Regions from separate parts of the Mus musculus genome. Here region 2 is linked to region 1. Evidence: chromatin loops called from intact Hi-C (ENCODE). Cell type or tissue: heart. All regions are shown on one strand.

Region 1 (8,000 bases):
AGGTAGTTGTGAGCCACCATGTGGTTGCTGGGATTTGAACTCAGGACCTCTGGAAGAGCAGTCAGTGCTCCTATCCGCTGAGCCACCTCTTGAGCCCCACATCAACCTTTGAGTCCTACCACAGGCCACTAAGCACGCCTTTTCTTACCTGCTCATCAGTCTCCTCCTCTCTTTCTGTTTCTGAGGATGGAACCCAGAGACTTGTGTGTGTGAGCTACATCCCAGCCCCAGTGTCCACCATTAATCATTCTGTTCTCTATTACATTACAATGGTCTCTTCCACTCCTAAAACAGCTAGCTTCTCTGGTAAAATGCTACCTCCTTAGACAGTCTTTCTATAACTAGTACATAGCTAGTTTTAAGTTCTTGTTTCAACAGATTCATAGGCACAGCAGGCATCATGCCAATGGAATTTATCTGCTGGTGAGATGGCTAAGCAGTTAAGAGCACTGACTGCTTGCTCTCCCTGTGGTCCTGAGTTCCAATCCTAACAACCACATGGTGGCTCACAACCACCCAAAATGAGATCTGATGCCCTCTTCTGGTGTACAGCTACAGTGTACTTATGTATAATAATAAGTACATCTTTAAAATAATAATAATAATAATAATAATAATAATAATAAAATAAAATATCTCCAGGAGGCTGAGGCATAGCTCAAAGGCGGGTTTCTGTTTAGCTTTTCTGAAGTCCTGACATCAGTTCCCAGCATTAAGAAAAAGTCTCTAAAATAATTACATTTCTAGGCATTAAAGAAAATATTATATAAGCCCCCAGCACCGAGACAGAGCAACAGAAGAAACATAGTGTTGTTAGTGTTGTTAGCAAAGCAAGACCACAAGTCAGAAAGAACACATTCTATGGTTTGCAAAGGAAATGAGATTTTAAGAAACTCAAGAAAAGAAAATTCTCACAAATATATGTAGCTGTATGATGGGTTTTTATTTTTGTTTGTGCTGTGTTGTTGGACACACAGTAACACTAAGCTGCAAGACCAGTCCTACATTATCTCTTGCTGTGTGAAGGAATAATTCAGGCTGTCAAGACAGCTTAGCAGGTAAAGGGACTTAACTTACCACTAAGCCTGGCAACCTGAGTTCTATCCTGGGATCCAGGGTGAAAGAACGGAGCTGACTCTTACGTGTTTTCCTCTGACCTCCACACATGCGCTAAGGCATGCATGCACCACATATAAATAAATGTTAATAAAACAATAATTTATTACATGTAAAACAAGAAATGCCAGCATTAAAATTCACAAGTGGATGAAACTCCAGATGCAACAGAATAGTACTCTTTTTAAAAAATATTTTTAGACTTTTATCCCTAGACTTGCACTCTTGAGCATTGACATCCTTAACAAAGCAGAGTGTAATACATTAAAAACAGCAGCAGCAGCAGCTCAGTGGGAAACTGATAGCACTACTATAAACAGACAGTGTGAACACCTCTCTGTCGTGTCTTCTGTGAGGATGGAGATCATGTGTTGTACAGGTCAGGCAAGCACTCTATCACTATGTAACCCTAGCTCCCATGTTTTTCTTTCTTTTTTTTTTTTTGGTTTTTTTTTTTTTTTTTTTTTTGGTTTTTTGTTTCAGAGTTTCTCTGTGTAGTCTTGGCTGTCCTGGAACTCACTCTGTAGACCAGGCTGGCCTCGAACTCAGAAATTCACCTGCCTCTGCCTCCCAAGTGCTGGGATTAAAGGCGTGAGCCACCACGCCCGGCTCCCATGTTTTTCTTAAAAGATACCCACAAGGGTAATATATGATTAAGGGGTGGGGGCTGAAAGTATAGTAGTGGGGTTTTCTGGGTTTTGTTTTTAATTTTAAAAAAATTGTATTCAATATTTTAAAGATTTATTTATTTATGCATTTATACAAATACAGGTCCTTTCCTGCATGTACACCAGAGGATGGCATCACACAGCTGTGAGCTGCCATGCAGGTTCTGGGAATTGAACTCGGGACCTTTGGAAGAACAGCAAGTACTCTTAACCACTGAGCCATGTCTCCAGCCCATAACTGTTTTTATTTGTAACTATTATAGTATCAAAATTGTATGTGATATAGCACTGTGTGGTAGTTTGACAGTTTTCCTCGTTTGTGCTGCATAAAATAATGATGCACCTTATAAGCTGACATAAATGCTGGGCTGGATGCATACACACCAATTTTAAAAAGTCAAATTTGCCAGCCTGGTCTACCAAGCAAACTCCAGTACAGCCAGGGAACATGAGAGACCCTTATCTCAAACAAAACAAAACAAAACAAAACAACTGAATAGATCTAAAGTTCTGTAAAATCCACACGCCGGGCAGTGAACAGTGTAGGGAAACCGAACACTTGCCATCAGAGTGGTCGAGAGTATTCTAGACCTGATGGAATCAATGAATCTTCAATACTGTGAGAGTGATTAATACATTTGTGTCTCAGCATACCTAGATATATGGTGAAAAGAATAAAAGAAAAAAAAAGCTGAGAAATCCTACAAACCAAGATATTAAATGAAACTAAAGAGTTAAGCTTGATGCCAGACTGTGGCATCAAATTGTGAGTTCAAGGCCAGCATGGATAACAGAGTGAGTTTGATGCAAGCCTCAAAAAATTATGGAGACTCTTAACAGGCTGAGGCTATAGCTCAATAAGTTATACAGTTTTCTGGCTAAATCCCCAAGCCAGGAAAAGAAAAATCAAACAAGACAAACTAAAGGGAAATGCAGTGAATAAGGAAAGAATAAATGAACATGAAATGGAATTAATATGCTCCTATGTAAACTTTTTCCCCTTTGGTCAGTCTTGGTAGATAGTCCAAGGTGAGTTTAAATCTAGGCCCTCCGACCTCAGCCTTCCCATGTGCTGGAATTATAATCACTAATCACTCTCACCAGCTAAAACGGTCCTTTTAACTTTCTGAAATTGTATATACCTTATTAGTGAAAAGCAAACAAACAAAAAACCCTTACACACATAAATAAAACATCACACACCAAAAGCTTTCTTCACAACTCAACCAACTTCTATACAGTTAGAAGAGGCATTCCAAATGGAAACTATCAAGTTTCACATTAAAGTATTACACTTTCATTATCAAATATATTTTACCTACCACCAAAACCAAAAGAAAAAAACATGAGAAATTGAAAAACTCTATATCCTTTTGTAAATGATGTTAATCTACCTGCAGTCAGTTCTTCCCCATCCTCATAATCAATAGGAAAAACAAAAAAACAAAAAAACTTTAGTAGAACAAAATGCTGCAGCCCAGGGACATATGAAAGACGCTCCACCTGCAACAGCTAACATTTTCAGGATGGGGCTCAGGCTCGGGTTCATCTTCAGCCTAAAATTAAGATGAAAATACTAGTAATATCTACCTTTAGAAAAATGTAGAGAACCAGACATAAAAGGAAAATAATTACGTGATACATATGGACTTGGTATCTTCTTTGGAGAAGCGTTCACGTTAAGAGGTATTTTTTTAGTCTTTAGAGAGAAAAGTTCAGAGCGACGCACACAGAAAAGTGATATGAAATGGGGGGGGGGGTAGGGGTGTTAAAATATGGTGGCCTCTTTATTACTCGATATTTTGCAGCGTATTTCTTACGTTAGGGAAAACGCTCCGTAGTGTTTAAAATACTCTCCAGCTTCAAGGCAGGCCGCCGCGCACAGCTCGATTTGCCTGTGACTTCCACTTCCGTGGCGCGGAAACTTCCTAAGGATGGAAACTGCAGCCTAAACTCCCACAAACTTGGGCGGTGACGACAGCCTACGCGAACCCCGTGATGCCCCTCGCCTCCCAGGCTCCTACCCCGCAGCCCCGCCTTTGCATACGCGGTGGGGCGGGCCTTGCTCAAACCACGGGTACGATTGGTCCTTGAGGAGAGGTGGGTGGATCAGCGCTGTGGCGTCATGACCTCGCGCAGGGAAAAGGCGCGCGCCTAGGAAGCCGCGGCATTAGACGGTTGCGGGCGCAGAGGGTTGGTAGTTGTCGCTGTAGGCCTTCGCTGCCGCTTCTGCATCGTGAATCGGGGGACCTTGGCAGCCAGACCTCGTTCCTCTTAGAGTAGCTCTCATCTAGTCGCCACAACTCCGCCACCATGTTTGAGGCACGCCTGATCCAGGGCTCCATCCTGAAGAAGGTGCTGGAGGCTCTCAAAGACCTCATCAATGAGGCCTGCTGGGACGTCAGCTCGGGCGGCGTGAACCTGCAGAGCATGGACTCGTCTCACGTCTCCTTGGTACAGCTTACTCTGCGCTCCGAAGGCTTCGACACATACCGCTGCGACCGCAACCTAGCCATGGGCGTGAACCTCACCAGGTGAGCGGGTGGCGGGAGCGGGGCCCCACTCTTCCCGCTTCCGCTCTTGGCGGGGCTGTGACTCTGCACGCTCATTGGCTGGCTTGGCCATCCGCGCTTTCTGATTGGTCTATGGTGTCGGGGGCAGCCCTCACCAAAGCGCGCGGTTCCGAAAAGCCCGCGCTGGCAGTGGCGCCCACTCTGTTTCCGCGCCAAAGCCACAAAGCGGGAGTCCGCGGGAAAATGAGTGCTCCGGAGCTGTGCTCATTAAATGCCTGCAGCTTTGAGTGGCTGGTCTTAGCGCCTAATAAACGAGTCTTAGTGCAAATGTAATGTCGACTTAGAGTGACAATAGACCTTTTCTTGACTTCCAGAGTCTCACTGCGCATCATGGATTTGAGGGGAAATCTGTCAGTTTTAGCTTTTAACTTTGCTACAGCTACCTAGGTTAGTGCCTCCTGTATACGTGTTCAAGGACAGTGTGTGACTTATTTTAGTACAGATACATGGATTAGTGCCACTTGTATACATTTTGAAAGATTTACGAAAAGGCCAGACGTGATGGGGCACATTCTCCAGTACACTAGAAACCAAGGACACCCCGCTCAAAAAGATGCTTTCTCGAATGTTGGCTTTTAGTGCATTTTACTAAGTCGGTTTTAAGAATCACATATACCCGGTAATTTGCTTCACCCCTGAGAGAGTTTGGGGTACCCTTAGCCCCTTTAACAGTTCTCCAACCGTGAGTGTGAAATGGTACAACTTGTAATTGCTTTTTAAAATATAGATGTGGATTACATGTTGATAAAGCCTGTCTTTTTTTTTTTCCCCCCTAGCATGTCCAAAATTCTAAAATGTGCTGGTAATGAAGACATCATTACATTAAGGGCTGAAGATAATGCAGACACCTTAGCACTAGTATTCGAAGCACCAAGTAAGTTAAACACCTTTAAAACTCGGTAGTTACGTGTTGTTTCTGTTTCTCAAAACCAAAAAAAAATATTAACAATATTGTAAAATTTCCATCATAGATAGGACCGTGTGGTGTGCTTTGGTAACATTTTCCTTCTTTTGGTAGATCAAGAGAAAGTTTCAGACTATGAAATGAAGTTAATGGACTTAGATGTGGAGCAACTTGGAATCCCAGTGAGTTACCTTGTTTCTGATTGTGTGTTACCCTGCTGTGATACCAGCTGATGCGTGTTCTGAGTGGAGTGGTGGTATTGGGGATGAATGGCACACTGCCATTTCACTAAACCACAGCAGTCTAAAGTTGATTGAGTTTTAAAGAAACCAGAAGTCTTGCATTCTGAGTTCTGGTTAAGATGCTAAATCTTGAGAACATGAAGCTGAGCCTTCCCCCTTTTCTAGACTGACCTTTAACTTGTGGGTTTACAGGAACAGGAGTACAGCTGTGTAATAAAGATGCCGTCGGGTGAATTTGCACGTATATGCCGAGACCTTAGCCACATTGGAGATGCTGTTGTGATATCCTGTGCAAAGAATGGGGTGAAGTTTTCTGCAAGTGGAGAGCTTGGCAATGGGAACATTAAGTTGTCACAAACAAGTAATGTGGATAAAGAAGAGGAGGCGGTGAGTAGTAAGGGGGCGTCCAGTTAGGTGTCTGAAGCAGGGATGGAGCCTCGGCTTTTGTTTTTATTTATTCATTCATTTTGAGATGGAGTCTTGAGTAGACCAAGCTATCTTAGAGCTCAGAGACGACTCCATAAGCTTTTACAGGTAGCATTTGGAAAGCTAAGTGTACAGCCTTTTGCTTCCTGGAAATACTCTTGGCAAATAAGTGAGGGTTGGCAAGTGAGCAAAAGAAAATGGTTGGGGGTGTATGTAGCTTTATGTGTTGCAGGTTCAAGAGTATTTGCAGTCCCAAGGGAAATAAGAAAGACTTCACAAAATGTGGAAAGAGTTGTATTAAATGCTCTTGACAGTTACATCCATAGAGAAAGCTGGGCATGATGTCTCAAACCCACAACTGTAGTACTCAAAGCTACAGCAGGAAGATTCTCAGCTTAAAGTCAACCTGGCAGAAAATCTAGCTCAAAAAGAATGAGGAAGAAATTGGGAAGGCAAAGGAAGATGTTCTCCGAGTCCTCCTCATTCAAGTAGAACATACTAGGCCTCTTTAATTTCTAAGTATCCCTGAATCGAGGCTTTTTCTCAGGAATCCAATGTATATTTCATGGCTACACTTTTTTTTTTCTTTTTTAAGTTTTGCTAGCTAGCCTGAGCATCAGAATTACACACAGAAGTCTGAACTAAATAGGATTTTTAGGGTTTAGTATAGTGAAATTCAGAGTGCTTACTGCAAGTATTTAAGGTAAATATAAGGTGTTACTTGGCCTCTGCATGAATTTAAAGTAAATGAAAGTGTAAGAATTCGAACATAGATAAACACACAACCCAAGAACTAGTTCTTAACCTTAATCTGCTGAATTATTTCTACTTCCATATCAACTTCAGCTCCTCAGTTCTCAAATACTGACATGTAATTCATCAGTATTTGTCTGATGTGCAAGCATTTCCACAACAAAAGAAATTAAGGAATTTTTCAGTATCCACATGTTCAAGGATTGGGAATTGAATAAAATTGATAATCATACAATGAAGACTGGTTTACTGTCCCTTAGCTTGCATTCAGCTGTTGGTTCTTGTTTTTGGAAGTGGTTATGTGTTATCTTCCTCTCTTCATGCATTCTTTGCAAGAGAAGTATGTACAATCTGAATAGGAACAACTTTCTCCTTTGTTTTGATTGCTTGGGGTGTGGCTCTACAGGATGGGCAAGCTAGACTTTTTTCTTCTTTAGTCAAGGTTTTCATCAACCCTTCCAAAATGATAACTATTTGTTTTGCTTTGTGGTATAATACCGTGATCTAATAGTGTGAGTTTCTGATGTCTACAGTGAGCCTGTTTTCTCCTCTAGGTAACCATAGAGATGAATGAGCCTGTTCACCTAACGTTTGCTCTGAGGTACCTGAACTTTTTCACAAAAGCCACTCCACTGTCTCCTACAGTAACACTCAGTATGTCTGCAGATGTGCCCCTTGGTAAGATGATAAGTTTGAACATTGTTTTGTAATGTGGTATTTATAGTATTCGGTGGTTTAATTTTTCCTGTCTTTCAGTTGTAGAGTATAAAATTGCTGACATGGGACACTTAAAGTATTATTTGGCTCCCAAGATTGAAGATGAGGAAGCATCTTAGGCATTGCTAGAAATTGAGAAAACTAAACCTTTGAAGATTGCTCCTGAGATGCCAGCGTGTCCTGAGGTCTTTTCTGTCACCAAGTTTGTACCTGAGTATTCTTAAATATTAAAATAAAATATGTAGATATCTTCTGTAAATAACCTACTTTCTTTTCTCTCCATTCTCCATAATTTGCTTAAAGAATAAGCTCCAAAGTAAAAACTAGTTTTGTTAACATGAATGTTTCTGCTTTACAAATACTGGTGATTTTCATCAATGATCTTGACGCTAAATGCAGTTTTAAGAAATATTGTTCAATTTAAATAAAGTTAACAATTTGAAAAGTCATAGAGCAGTGCCGCCTTTGTACCATGGCTACTGAATAGTTATACCCTGTTAGGTAAATGGGCTTTTGTTCTCTCTTCCATCGTGGAGATAGCAATAAAAAAATGTTTCTCTTGAGTTTATGTAATTACGTTGTGCAAAGTTTTCTGGTAGCC
Region 2 (8,000 bases), 430 kb before region 1:
GAAGACAAGAATATTGACACAAAGACATAGAAGTGAAAGAGAAAGGTAAGTCCCAAAGTAGAATCACACTGATGGGCAATTGATGGAGAAATTCAGAAAACAGACAGGAAGGTCCTTTTCAACATAAAAATAAGAATATGCAATACGATTCCATAAAGATAGGCATTGTTAAGTCATCCATGGAATGCAATTCTCTCAAGTCCCCAAAACAAGCTTTGCAAATCCCTGCCCCAAGAATCTAGCCACATACTTTTTTGATTCCGTTTATATACAATGCAAATTAAACAACCCTAGAGACAGACAGCACTCTGGTCATAGCCCAGGACTGGGGTAGGGGCAAGTGGTGGGCGGAGCGAAGCTCTCTGGTTCTGGACTGTGTTCCTCAATAAATAGTTTTCCTTGGCGTGATGAGAACAGTCCAGGGTTATCACAAGTGCACAATTAGGCTAACGTACAAAACAGACTGTAGTTTACACTTTTGATTTTTATGGAAACATCAAGTTACTAATACTGCTGTTTAAAATTATAATAGACCCCTGGTAGCCCACGCCTTTAATGCCAGCATAGGAAGGAGGATCTATTTGTAAGTTCGAGGCCAGCCTGATCGACATAGTGAATTCCAGGACAACCATAGCTATGTAGAGAGACTATATATATATGCAAACCAAAACCATAAAAGCCTTAACAAAACCAAAATAAATAATTGACTGGAACTAATCCTGATCTCTACTAATTCCAGAGCGAGGTAAAAAGAGCGCAGTGGGCGGAGCTTGGAGCGGAGGGGCGGGGCGGGGCAGGTGCCAGGGAAACCGGCGGAATAAACCATCCGCTCCTCCCCCTCCCTCCTCGCTTCCCCGCTCCCTTCCCACCGCCCTCCAGAACGGCAGAAAAACCGGCAGAGGTTCTCAGAGCCCCGTGTCACTCACCGGCTGACCGCAAGAGCCCGGAACCGGAAGCGCTGGCTCCATCTTTGTTATGGGAAAAGCAGAGTTTAAAAGGAAGTTGTTGAACCCGTCTTTGCTGAGGCGAGAAAAGGTCAAGGCAAGTCAGCTGCGGCCATCTTAACTGAGGGCATTTGCCTGAACTCCTGCAGCAGGACGGTCATCTGGGATATTTAGTTGCTCTAAGTGTCCTTGTCCGACTCCAAAGAAACTGGGAAACTGTTAACATGCAAAGTCTCTTAAAAAGGACATAAGACGAAAACTGGCCTTGGAAGTACAGTCTGAACCCGAGGCCTTGGGAGGACGTTGTGAGGCAAGACGATCAGGAGCTTTAGGCTAGCAAAATTCTCTCAGACAGCATTAAGAATAATTTAATATTGTTACATGGATTCTATTCGGGCTAAAATTTCAGGACCACACAAAAGAACAAAAGGGTTGACTGTTGAAAGACAAAATTCGAGGGGCTGGGGATATGGCGTAGCATGTGAATCGGTGTCTGGAATTTGGTCCCAAATTCCACCCCTCTCAAGAAAGCACACAACCAGAACAAACTCAGCCTAGAGCTAGTGGAGAGTTCTAGAGCAGCATGGATCTGCTTATGGGGAGACGTCCCATATTTTCTTATGGGAGAAATGGAAAGAGAATGAAAAGCCCAAGTTCTAGGGTACTATCCTTATAGGTTTAAACAAAGGAGATTGTGTTGAGCAGAACTATGGAGAAAGCAAGCTTGTTTCAAGTTCATTTAAGTGGCACTTAGCACAAAAGATTCCATTCCAGTTTGGTTCTGTCCACTGGGCCTACTACTGTAAAAAGCTAGTCTAAAACAATTCTGTTTAATTGGACGGTTTTCTCCCCCACCATAGTCTTGAGGGGTCCAGTATATTTACAGCCCCTCCAGATCCCTACCTTTGGGTGAGACCCCACACATTAGGAGTCCTGCAAGTTAGAGGAATGTTTTCAAATTACTGCTTTAGGGGCTAGAGAGATGGTTTAGCAGTAAGGAACATGGGCTGCTCTTCCAGAGGACCTGGGTTCAGTTTCCAGTGTTTACATGACAGCTGACATCCTTTTCTAAACCCAGTTCCAGAGAACCCATTGTCCTTTTCTAACCTCCAAAGGCACCAGGCATACACACAGAAAATATTTTAAAATATTTAAGCGTTGTGCTTGAGCCAGTTGTGGTGATAAATGTCTTTAGAATCCACTGCTCAAGTGGCTGAAATAGGCTGTTCTCTGTGAACTCAAGGCCATCCTAGTCTAGTTATCTATTCCAGGCCAGCCATAGATAGATAGTAAAACGCTGTCTCAAATAAATAAATAAATAAATAAATAAATAAATAAATAAATAAATAAATAAATAGTTATCTATTCCAGGCCAGCCATAGATAGATAGTAAAACGCTGTCTCAAATAAATAAATAAATAAATAAATAAATAAATAAAATAAAAGCAAATAGTGCTTGAGGTTTGGCCATTCAATACTATATACTGTGAAAGTGTGTGCACATGTCTTAGTTAGGGTTTCCATTGCTGTGAAGAGACAAGTCAACTCTCATATGTGACAACATTTAATTGGGGCTGGCTTACAATGTCAGAGGTTCAGTCATGGTCATGTGCAAGCAGTCTTGGTGCTAGAGAAGGAGCTGAGAGTTCTACATCTTGATCTAAAGGCTGCCAGAAGACTAGCTTCCAGGCAGCTAGGAGGAGGGTCTAAAAGCCCACCCCAACAGTGACACACCCTCTCCATCAAGGCCACACCTAACAGTGCCATTCCCTGGGCTAAGCAAGTTCAAATTACCATGTCAGACAAAGACCTCATCTCTCCCCAGCTCCACCTCCTCCACACTGGTTTCATTGCTTGTTCTTTCTTGCCCTGAGTTTTCCTTCCTCACAGCTTCATTCCTTAGGAACAGTTTTTTCTACTTTCTGGTCCTTATAATATTCAGATATCAGCTTTAGAGAGTTCTCCCTGCCAGAACCTCCCCTGACTTGTCAAATAGGCGTTGACTGTTCCTTCCAAGAGACCTCGCTTTCCACTTATCTCTTTAAATCCTTTTGCTCTTCCTTCTTTTCCCACTATGCAGTAGCTCTCTGAAGGGCAAGGACAAGTATGTTTTGCATACTTCCATCCAGATCCCAGTTCAGTGAGCCAGGTTGGTGTGCTGCTGTGGTCAGGAATGGGTGAGGCCCTCCCCCTCTCGCCCCCTCCCTGCTCTCAGTATCTCTCGTTCCCCACCCACACCTGACTCAACAATGACACCCAAACTTGGCTTTACCACCTGTTATCAGTGAAGCAGAGACTTTGCCATTTGCCTGTTATCTCATTCATTTGGTAAACAGTGTGTGGGTCTGCTTTACCGCTCCTGTGTTTTGGTGTCAGTTTTTTCCATGATGAAGGTTGTTTTTCCTATGGAGCTTCCTGGAGCAAACGTCTGAGACCGTAATAACTTTGTCTGGCCTGTAGCCTGCTCCTAACCATCCTCTTTCATCATGTTCTGGGCTGAAGCAGCCATCGAAGCAGAAGCTGTTTGTTTGTTTATTTGTTTGTTTGTTTGAGGCAGGGTTTCTCTGTGTAGCCTTGGCTGTCCTGGAACTCACTCTGTAGACCAGGCTAGCCTCGAACTTAGAAATCCACCTGCCTCTGCCTCTCAAGTACTGAGATTAAAGGCATTCGTCTGGCTTTTTTTTTTTTTTTTTTGATTTATTTATTTCATGTATACTGTCACTGTTTTCAGACACACCAGAAGGTGGCATCAGATGCCCACTACCTACAGGTGGTTGTGAGTCACCATGTGGTTGCTAGGAATTGAACTCAGGACCTCTGGAAGAGCAGTCAGTGCTCTTAACTGCTGAGCCAGCAGAATCTTTTTTTTTTTTTAAGATTTATTTATTATATGTAAATACACTGTAGCTGTCTTCAGACACACCAGAAGAGGGCATCTGGATCCCATTACAGATGTTTGTGAGCCACCATGTGGTTGCTGGGATTTGAACTCAGGACCTCTGGAAGAGCAGTCAGTGCACTTAACCGCTGAGCCATCTCTCCAGCCCCCAAAGCAGAATCTTAAGTTGGGTACAGTGCATGGCCCAACACTCAAAAGGCTAAAGTGGGAGAGTGGCTTGAGTCTGGCCTGGAGCGTCTCATCTCCAAACAGAAAAGGGAAAACAAGTTTTAATCAGCAAAACACAGCACGTTAATTAAGTGTGGTGGTGTGTGCCTATAACCCCACATTTAGAAGACTGAAGCAGGAGCATTGTGAGTTGCAGGACAGCCTGGGCCACATCATGAGAGTTGTGTAGTTGTAAGACAAGACACCATGTGGGTGCTGGGAATCAAATTTAGGTCCTCAGCAAGAGCAGCCAGTGCTCTAAACAACTCAACCGCCTCTCTAGCCCTGATTCTCTGTTCTTTTACCATTGATTATATAAAGACTACGTAAGCTGATTTATATCACAATTTTGTATTTGTATGATTTACAATTTTCTTTTTCTTTTTTTAAAAAGATTTTATTTATTTTATATATATATGATGAGTACACTGTAGACACACCAGAAGAGGACGTCAGATCCCATTACAGATGGTTGTGAGCCACCATGTGGTTGCTGGGAATTGAACTCAGGACCTCTGGCAGAGCAGTCAGTGCTCTTAACCAACCACCTCTCCAGCCCTTACAATTTTATTTTTAGCCATTTTTAATTTATTATGTGTATGTGAGTAAGGGTTTGAGTGTAGTGCCCGAGGAGGTCAGAAGCCAGCCTCAGGTGCTCTGGAAGTGGAGTGACAGGTGGTTCTGAGCTGCCTGATGCAGGAGCTGGGAAGTGGACTGAGGTCCTCCAACAAAGCAATACATGGTCTCGACCACTGAATCATCTCTCCAGCTTCTATATTTGTAGTTTATGAATACATTTCTGCTGTCAGGTAAGCCATCGACTTCAGCCAAATGTCTTTCAGCAGGGGGGAGAAGAATCATTTAGTTGAAAGACTAAAATAACTATTTTCAAAACAGGTTGAAGTCCTTTGAAATCATTTTATCTCTGTGTCATGTTGAACTTGAACCTACCCACTACTGTCAGTTGGGAAATTATCCTGATGAAAGGGGAAAGAAAACATCACAAAAGTCCAAGGGTTAAGTAATAATGAATCTGAAAACACATTATTGCTGTTTCAACGATACTGTAAAGGTACAATTAGATAATTAGTTGGCACTTAAACTTCTATCGAAGAGACCATGACGTTCCCAACTAGACACGCAGATCTACAAATGCAGTTCGAGTTTTATTTCCCAGTGACTTCTCGGTACCTAGCATCTAAGTCACCCAGGCGGCAGCACTTCAGTATTTACAGGGAACAGAAGGTTGGACAGTGTGTATATACTTAAAAACATTGTGGTATTCATATAATTTTATTTGTCAGTTGAAAGTACACATAGTATGGGAATACTTCTCAGTTGAAACATAATGTGTTCTTTGAAGACAGGGTCTCTCTGTAGTGCAGAGTAGTTACAGGGTGGAACTCACTGTGTATCTAGGCTGACCTCAAACTCACAGCCAACCTTTGGTCTCAAGTTCCCAAGTGCTGTGCTTTCAAGAATGTCACCACCTCTGATTCTTCTCTTCTTCTTCTTCTTCTTCTTCTTCTTCTTCTTCTTCTTCTTCTTCTTCTTCTTCTTCTTCTTCTTCTTCTTCTTCTTCTTCTTCTTCTTCTTCCTCCTCCTCCTCCTCCTCCTCCTCCTCCTCCTCCTCTTCCTCTTCCTCTTCTCCTTCTTTTTCTGATAACCACGTGCTTCATAAATAAAGACTTCTTTTTCTTCTGGTGATGCTGGGGCCCTTGAACATGCTAGGTAGGCTCTATACTACTGAGCTACATCTCCAGCCCTTAAAAGTGTTGGGGCCGGACAGAGTGTATACATTTATGCACACATACACACGTGTATGATTTTTGTATTGAGAAGGGGTCAGGACGTGTGTAGGACTACTTGTCCCGGAATTCACTGTGTAAGAACAAGCTGTCTTGTAACTTACAGAGATCCATCTGCCTCTGTATCCTGAGAGTTGGGATTAAAGTGTTGTACCACCAAGCCTGGATCACATGTACAAGTTTAATGTTGGTTCTGAATATAAGAGAAAAATATGTGAATCTGGGAATAGTGGCATATATCTTTAATCCCAGCCAGGGATATTTGTCTTTCTGAATCTTACTGCTTGGTTTAATATGACTTCCAGTTGTGTCTATTTTCTGTAGTATCAGGATTTCATTTCTTTCTCTGCCCTTGCCCCAAAGGTGTGTGTGTATATATATATATATATCTCCCTGGCTGTCTTAGACCTCACTACGTTGACTAGCCCAGGCTGCCCTCAAACTCATAGAGATCTGCCTGCCTCTGTAACCTGAGTGCTGAGATTAAAGCTATGTACCACCACACTCAGCTCACTTTTTGCATCTCTACATCATTTTATTTTGTGTACATGCAACATTTGCCTTATCTCTTCTTCTGCTGGTGGATATCTAGACTGCCCCTCTAAAGCAGACTCTTTCAGAGTAGCTCAGCCTGTTCAGGAAGTTACTGCATAGCCTAGGCTTCTTTGAAACTTTGGATTCTGCTACCTCATCCTCCCAAGTACGGGGATCAAAGGCTCTTGGCACCTGTAACAAAAGCCTTTCAGGAATGTACTCAAGATAGACCTCCCTGTGTAGACTAAACTAGTACACAGGGAACCAGAGAGACCTTGCCAAGAACATCTGACTCCAGCTGCTTTTATCAGTAAGGTTTCAGCCCTAACTGATTTTGCTGTCATTACCTTTAACAATAATCTCAGAGACAAGAAAACACAGCACTCCATGATGGTCAATGCCCAGGCTCATCTACTCCAAAATGACTGGCAATAAATGATTGACTCCCATCTGCCCTCCTCTTGCACCTCCTCCTTCTCTCTCTCCTTCTCCTTTCCCCTGTCCTCCTCTCTCCTTCCCTCTGTCCTTTCTCCTCCTGTGCCATCCTCTCTCTCCACTCCTATAGACTCCCTGCTGGTGCCATGAGGGTATCTGTGCAGGGTGCACCATGGCCTCATTGTGCCCTTCTTATCCTTAGCTAAGGGTAGCATGTCTGGGAACCCCAAGGAAGATGGAGTAATGAGTTAAAAAAATGTATTATGTGTTCAGTGTTCTCTTGAGTTGTGCCCCTTGTTTGTTTTCTAATCCTGGTGCCCGAGAGCTCCTTGAGATCACTGTATAAAACCCAGCAGGTAAGGAAGGGGATGAAATTTGATGACGTAGGCCTTGAAATTTCAGCCCTCCTAAACAGCTGGGATTCTAGGCCAATGCCAGCAGGCTCCATTCTCAATTGTTTTCCTTAATTAAAACTTCCTTGTAATTTATCTTTGAGTTGGGCATGGTGATTTGTGCTTATAATTTCAGTATTTGGGAGGTGGGGCCGGGACAAAGAGTTAAGTGCAACCACCAGCTACACAATGAGTGAGTTTGAGGCTAGCCTGGGCTACATAAGACCCTGACTCAAAAAAGTAAATATAAAAGCTCGGGATAGTAACTGAATCACCTTTGTGTGCCTGAAACAAAACAGATCATCGGCTTAAAGGGAGAAAGTTTTATTTTGGCTGTGGATTTCAGAGGCTCCAATTTACAGCTGTTTGGCTCTGTGGCTTCTGGGCCACCTGGTCCTGACACAGCTAAAGAGGTCTGTTCACTTAGTGGGAGAGAAGGGACAGGGCTAGCTTCCCTCAAAAGCAAATCCACAGTGACTGAGCTTCCTTCTTCTAGGCTCCACCATCTCCTAAAAGTGACCAAGTCTTTAGCATACAAGTCTTCAGTGACATTCAAGAGCTAAACTACACGTGAGATATAGTAGTATACCCTGCCAGCAATCCCAACACTCATGAGAGTGAGGTAGGAGAGTGAGGCCAGCCTGGGCTACACAGCAAGACTCTGTCCCAGGAATAAAATAAGCAGTCAAGCCAAACAAGAGATCTCAACTACAGCATTTTGATTTTTCGAAGGGTAATAACATTCCTTGAGGTTTATATATTTTATCTGCTTAACTTGAGC

Evidence for each region. Peaks named below come from ENCODE experiments on the same cell type or tissue, not always from the same donor. Only the 100,000 strongest peaks of a DNase experiment are listed, where the experiment ranks them.
Region 2: a loop joins it to region 1, with 4 times the contacts of the local background. A loop is called at or near these places in 3 of 42 quality-filtered maps.

The regions. Positions count from the first base shown.
Region 1 is chr2:132,249,134-132,257,133 of GRCm38, reverse strand. It overlaps Pcna (proliferating cell nuclear antigen), which reads left to right and starts at 3,954. Exons shown (of 6, transcript NM_011045.2): 1 at 3,954-4,318; 2 at 5,134-5,231; 3 at 5,376-5,443; 4 at 5,696-5,890; 5 at 7,237-7,360; 6 at 7,439-7,848. The coding sequence starts at 4,098. The coding sequence ends at 7,518. It also overlaps a transcript of Cds2 not described here. In heart, no CTCF peak of the experiment used is centred here; DNase peaks (open chromatin) are centred at 3,843 and 4,393; H3K4me3 peaks cover 3,862 bases; H3K27ac peaks cover 2,025 bases.
Region 2 is chr2:132,679,908-132,687,907 of GRCm38, reverse strand. It overlaps Shld1 (shieldin complex subunit 1), which reads right to left and starts at 977. Exons shown (of 3, transcript NM_001358260.1): 1 at 927-977. In heart, a CTCF peak has its summit at 3,724 (motif pointing right); a DNase peak (open chromatin) is centred at 957; H3K4me3 peaks cover 1,346 bases; H3K27ac peaks cover 1,281 bases.